Regions from separate parts of the Homo sapiens genome. Here region 1 is linked to region 2. A link is an interaction called in ENCODE POLR2A ChIA-PET data of the cell type or tissue named here. Cell type or tissue: MCF 10A. All regions are shown on one strand. Links, peaks and the distances in the headings refer to the core of each region. The heading gives the core; the rest is flanking DNA.

The links. ChIA-PET counts read pairs that join two places held together with the same protein. Peaks named below come from ENCODE experiments on the same cell type or tissue, not always from the same donor. Only the 100,000 strongest peaks of a DNase experiment are listed, where the experiment ranks them.
Region 1: POLR2A ChIA-PET joins it to region 2 with 10 read pairs; 12 of 35 experiments call an interaction of 5 or more read pairs at or near these places.

The regions. Positions count from the first base shown.
Region 1 is chr7:30,300,555-30,303,475 of GRCh38, reverse strand. All of the region lies in intron 1 of ZNRF2 (zinc and ring finger 2), which reads right to left. Among named protein-coding and RNA genes, the nearest start is that of MIR550B1, 12 kb to the right of the region's middle. In MCF 10A, for the core only: no CTCF peak of the experiment used is centred there; a DNase peak (open chromatin) is centred at 1,535.
Region 2 is chr7:30,351,522-30,354,442 of GRCh38, reverse strand. All of the region lies in intron 2 of ZNRF2 (zinc and ring finger 2), which reads right to left. Among named protein-coding and RNA genes, the nearest start is that of LINC01176, 38 kb to the left of the region's middle. In MCF 10A, for the core only: a CTCF peak has its summit at 2,080 (motif pointing right); no DNase peak of the experiment used is centred there.

The DNA.
Region 1 (2,921 bases), core at 187-2,686, 51 kb after region 2:
TTCTTCACCCCAAAACTACTCAATCAGAAACTTGGAGTGGAGCCCAGCCCTCTGGGTGATTCTCAGGCCCACCAAAAGTTTGTTTGAGCCATAAAACATCTAAAAAATTAATGATTTTAAAAAGGGGTCAAATTACTATAAAATTAATTCGGGAGATACTGAATTAAAATGAGTTAACTAGTTTTCTTTTTCTTTTTCTTTTTTTTTTTTTTGAGACAGGATCTCATTTCCATCGCCCAAGCTGGAGTGCAGTGGTGTGAGCTGAAGCCAAGTTGAGTGATCCTCCCACCTCAGCCTCCTGATTAGCTGGGACTACAGGTGCGCACTACCACGCCCGGATAATTGTTTTCTATTTTTGGTAGAGACGGGGTTTTTCCATGTTGCCCAGGCTGGTTTCGAACTCCTGGGGTCAAGCTATCCACTCGCCTCAGCTTCCCAAAGTGTTAGGATTACAGGCATGAGCCACCACAACCAGCCTTAGACTTCTTTATTACAGAACTTTAATAGGTTACAAACTTGCTCCGTTACTGAAGTCTTCCTTCCAGGAGAATCTTATGAGACCAGTATTCTACAGGATAAACTTTCATTGATGCTGTCCAGAGTGCATTTTGCTCTGTGGGCCCTGACAGTTAACGGCACACACCTGGAGTCAGATAGACTGGAGTATGAATTTGAGCTCTGAAAGCATTAGTAGTGGTAGCATGGGAGAAGGAGCAATTAAAGAGTAGCAGTGATGATGATACCGCCACCAGTTCTTTTCTGTTTAAAAAATACATGTGTTACCATAGAAAATAAATGGCAATATACAAGAATAAAACAACAGCAATATTTCTACTAGTCCGAGATAACCAATTTTTAGTGTATGGATATTACCTTGTCTTTTTTATGTACATATATACACTAATTTGGTAACAAAATTACCAAAAAAAAAAAACATAGTACTTTAATTTATATCATAATCATTTGTTTCCAAGGCCCTGATGGATGGACACTAGAGACTATACATTTCTTAAAGACGGAGGTTTTTCTTCATCCTTCTGGTCATCTTCCTATGACCAGAAAGCCTCCCTAACCTATTGCAACATGCGCTGAATTATTTTTTGACTAAATGAATAAGTAAACAAAGAAAAATAAGATACAGAGACTATGCATGATATTAGAGAACATTTCCAGTTTCCTCTATGCTCAATTTTAAGCCAGCGAAAATACAAAAGAACATTTAAGCCATGTGCAGCTTGGGTTTACAGACCACTATCATATATTCACATATAGAATGAGGAGCACTTTTCTCTAGTCCTTGCTACATACAGTAATTTTTAAAAAGTAAGAGCTCTTTAAAATATTAAGTACATGGACACAGAGCAAAAGCAGGAATGTCAAAGGCATGCCAGACAATTTGGTCCTCAACAGACTTCAGTTTTCTGTGAAGTAAGCGTATCAGTGTTCTCAAATTCCTCTAGAGTTTCTGATTCCGAAAACTGCCTTGCGAACACCAGGGAGTGAAGCGGACAGAACTGGTTCACCACCCCTGTGGCAACAGTGAAGCAGCCTCCTTCCCTGAACAAGCAGCAGCATGCTCCTGTCCACGTCTCATCACAGTTCTTTTCAGTGCACTAGCCTACAAGAGGACCCTGCTCCAGGCTACTGACCTAATTGTCTGTTCTTATATTATACATTTAATTACCTTTTCGGAGATTGTTATAATGGGATTTTTGCCCGCTCTAGTATATTCAAATCTAAGACAAAGATAAGTTTTTTTTTTTTTTTTTTTTTTTAAAAAAAGCCTCATTATCCTGTAGTCCATTTTGGAAAGTAAAGCCCAAGAAAGCAAAAGATGAAGGTTCTAAAGCTAGTTTGACTGACCTCAGAGTACCATGCCCAGTGCCTCTTCCAAAAATATTTAATGTATCAAAAGTGAATGCAGCGAACCATGCCCCAGATTGCTTTTAGTAATTTAAGTCCCTTTTCTAGCTTTTATTTATTTATCTATTTTGAGACCCAGTCTCACTCTGTTGCCCAGGATGGAGTGCAGTGGCGTGATCTTGGCTCACTGCAACCTCCACCACCCGGGTTTAAGCGATTCTCCTGCCTCAGCCTCCCAAGTAGCTGGGATTACAGGTGTGTGCCACCACACCCAGCTGATTTTTATAATTTTAGTAGAGAAGGGGTTTCACCATGTTGGCCAGGCTGGTCCCGAGCTCCTGACCTCAAGTGATCCGCCCACCTCTGCCTCCCAAAGTGGTAGGATTACAGGCTTGAGCCACGGCACCTGGCCCCTTTCCTAGCTTTAAAAACACTCTCTTCCCATGGATACTAAAGGAATCCAGGATGAGGTTCTGTCATTCCAGTTGTTTTTCTCAATCCAGGCCACTTGATAAGAAAGGCTGTAAGAGCAGAGCAGCAGACTGCTCTCATCTTTGATAAATGCAGAGTCCTTATTTAAGACAGTACGGTCTGATTGTTGTAACAACTATAAGAACTCCCCAGGCTCCTCTTGCACAAGGCTGAAATTTTTTTAGCCCCAGCTGTAATTGTGGATTACAGTTAAATTGTTTGATTCATTTATACATCCTGGGCTTAAATATGAAAACAAAAAAGAAACATATAAGCAGAAAGAAAACTACATATATCTAGCCATTGTCTACCTAATATTTAAAGATTCAGCCTATAACAAAACATAATAAATTCCCAACTCACAATTTTCATTCAACCATTTCTCTGTATTCCTTGGACAGTGAAATTTCTCCCAAATTTGGAAACAATGATCCTAAAAATAAAGCTCTCTGAACGTTCTCCTTTTCCTGGGGATTTGGAATTTGCAAATGAATCAACCACTATATCCCACTTTGCTGTAGTGAATCCTATTTAAAACACTTAATATCATCCAAAAACTGCTAATCAGATAATGTAAAATTAAAGAA
Region 2 (2,921 bases), core at 291-2,790:
CTACATAAGAGAAGATACCAGGAGATGATTTACTCAGAATGCTGGAGGAGGTAACAGGGCACCTTCTGCAGAATAAGCAAAGGCCTCAGCAAGAAGGGTTTATATCAGCTGAATGGACTGAATACGTTAGGAGTGATTTGAGCTAACTACTGGGCAGCTCACAAGCTAATATATTACAGTCAGAAACTTAAGCAGGTAAAGATTTCTGGACAAGCAAAGCTGGATAAACGGAAAATGTTATTACCACTTCCCTGAAGTGCCCTCCCTTTCCCCATTTTTTTTTCTCTTGGCCCTAGAGATCCTACCCACTACTCCTACCCCATCCTGCACCCCATGCCTTTTCTCATTCTCTTGATCTCCATTTTTCTCTTATTGTTCTAGTATCTTTCAATAGGAGATTCAGATAGGGAACAAGTTTAACGTGAAGCATCTAACTGATAGCAGTGAGAACAAAAAGAAAAAGGATCTAAAGGAGACACTAAAAAAACCTGGTAAAGGTCTATAATTCCAAGTAATATGGTATATTCTCACCACTTACGTATTTTTTCATCACAAAGGTATACCATTCTTATCAAAGAATTATGTGAGTGTAAGTTTCACAACCACCTTCAAAAAGTTAACCACCACTTTTTATCAAACCTAAAACATCAATGGTCATAATATGCACCATTAGCTTTATATACCACCAAGTAAAAAAAAAATGCTTCCACCAAACTATGATGCAACATCGATTTTAGACGCATCTCATTTTCAGAGCTCTTCAAAGTCTTTGAGATGAGAATATTTTAAAAGGTCTACATTTTATCCTATTTATAAGAAAATTTATAGTACAACAAAGACAAATCCAACCTGCCTATAATTAACAGAATGATACATATTTTAAGAACACAATGCTATTTTAAAATTGACAGGGGCGAGACTTATCCCTCAGATGCTTTGCAGGTACTAAGTTTAAACAATCTTTTTAGTGTAATTCAGAATGCTGGGTTAAAGTCATTTAAAAAATAAGCTCCCTTAAACCCTAGCAATAAAAAATAATCAGAACTGTACTTCAGAATTGTATTTTCTGTTCAAGAAAAGTATACCTGTATACAAAAACATCCCGAACACACTGATTTCAGTGCAGAAACAGCCTAATATCCACTAAAAATAGCTTCTAGTGACATAATCTCTGCTCAGAAAATTAAAAGCTAATGTTAACATATTGTAGCCACTGATCAGTTGCATTTTGATAAGCAACTCTGAGTTAGAAGATAGTTCACTCTGACTTCAAAACCTCATGATTACAGCTTCACATAGCAAATGCTTAATTTTCACATTTTAAAGTCTTGTTTCCACTAGAATGTGTCTTTGTATGTTTAAAAATATTTTCAGTTTTGAAAATTCACTGTGGAATGTGATTAATTTTTGCCTACCTGGGGGTTTGCTAGAGTAGTCCCCTCTCTCACCCCTATAATGACACTTTCATTCAGAGGAAAGTTTTGAGCTTTTGCCTTCACATAGGTAACTACATTTCACAATTGTGAAAGACTTGTTAGTAATGTGATACATTCATACTTAAAAACAGGACCTGGAAATACCACTAAACCCAGGATACTAAAGCATCTTCAAGACAGTTGGGAAAAGATTAAAAATCTAAAGATCAGTTGAAAACATTTATGAAGATAACACCCACAGGGATTAAGGAGTCAACACTTCAGAACTGGAATATCTTGGGGTAGACTACTAACTAGCCAAAACTCATTAAAGAAGCAGAGAAGGGAACACTCACAGATTTAACTACCATAGTTGGCTAGTCTGGATTCCTCCTCCACAAGCTATGATCAATGGAGACACAAGAGATTGTCAACAGGGAACTAAACATGTTGCTTTTTAAAAAGTGTTATTGCTCATACCTCAACATCTAGAGTAGTAAAAGTTAAATGAGCGCATTGCTTATCAGTTTAATGCCTTGTCTTATTCATGTAATCTATGCATTAATTTAGATGTACTGATTACAGGAAAAGAAAAGTTAAAAGACTGGAAAAGAGCAATGATTACGATTTTTAACCAGAAGTGGGCACTAGAATCACTTCAATGGGTGCATTTTCAACATATACCAAAAAATTATATGTACCTGAGTCCCACCCCTGGAGATTCTGAAATATATGCCTGCCTCACAAATGCGACTGCTATCAAAGAATAGCTTGTTTAAGTAGAAAGAGCCTAAGATTTAAAGTTGAAAACTTAATATGAATTTCCATTCTCACGAACAAAAATGTTCGTCAACCTCAAGTTTCCTTTTATTCTTCTGTTAAAAGTACTCAAAATATTAGAGATGAAATTTTAAAGAATTGTGTGAAAAAACTTTATAAGTTATAAAAAAACACTATACAAAATGTTAGTTATTATCAGATAGTACTTCATGCACCTCTCCAAAAACAAAGTCAGTCATCTTCCTATTTCTTTTTCTCTCCATCTTGGTATTCCACTTGTTTCAAACCTGAACAATGTCATCAAATAACTCCATGAAGACCAGGAACTTAGGCGCCTATTATAACTGCCAGGCTGGGAACAACTCCAAGCATATGACACTGTCTAATTAATTTATGTTTTGGCTTCATTCTATATTTTAAAAGGATTAAAAACGTGTACTTTTTAATGTGCTTTTGACATATTTAAGTCACATGTTAATCCTATGAAGTAACTATTGTTACCTTCATTTTACACATAAGGAAACTGAGGCTCAAAGAAGTAAAGTAACTTACCAGAAGTTACTAAACTACTAAGTCCTGAGGTCAGGATTCAAATTTAGACTAAGTCCTTGGCATTTTTCCTACTTCATGAATTCTGCTACAAGAAACAATTTCACTTTAAAGCAACGTAAATACCAAAGCAACTGGACTGTTTTAAACAACTAAGTTTTAAATACTCAAGCTACA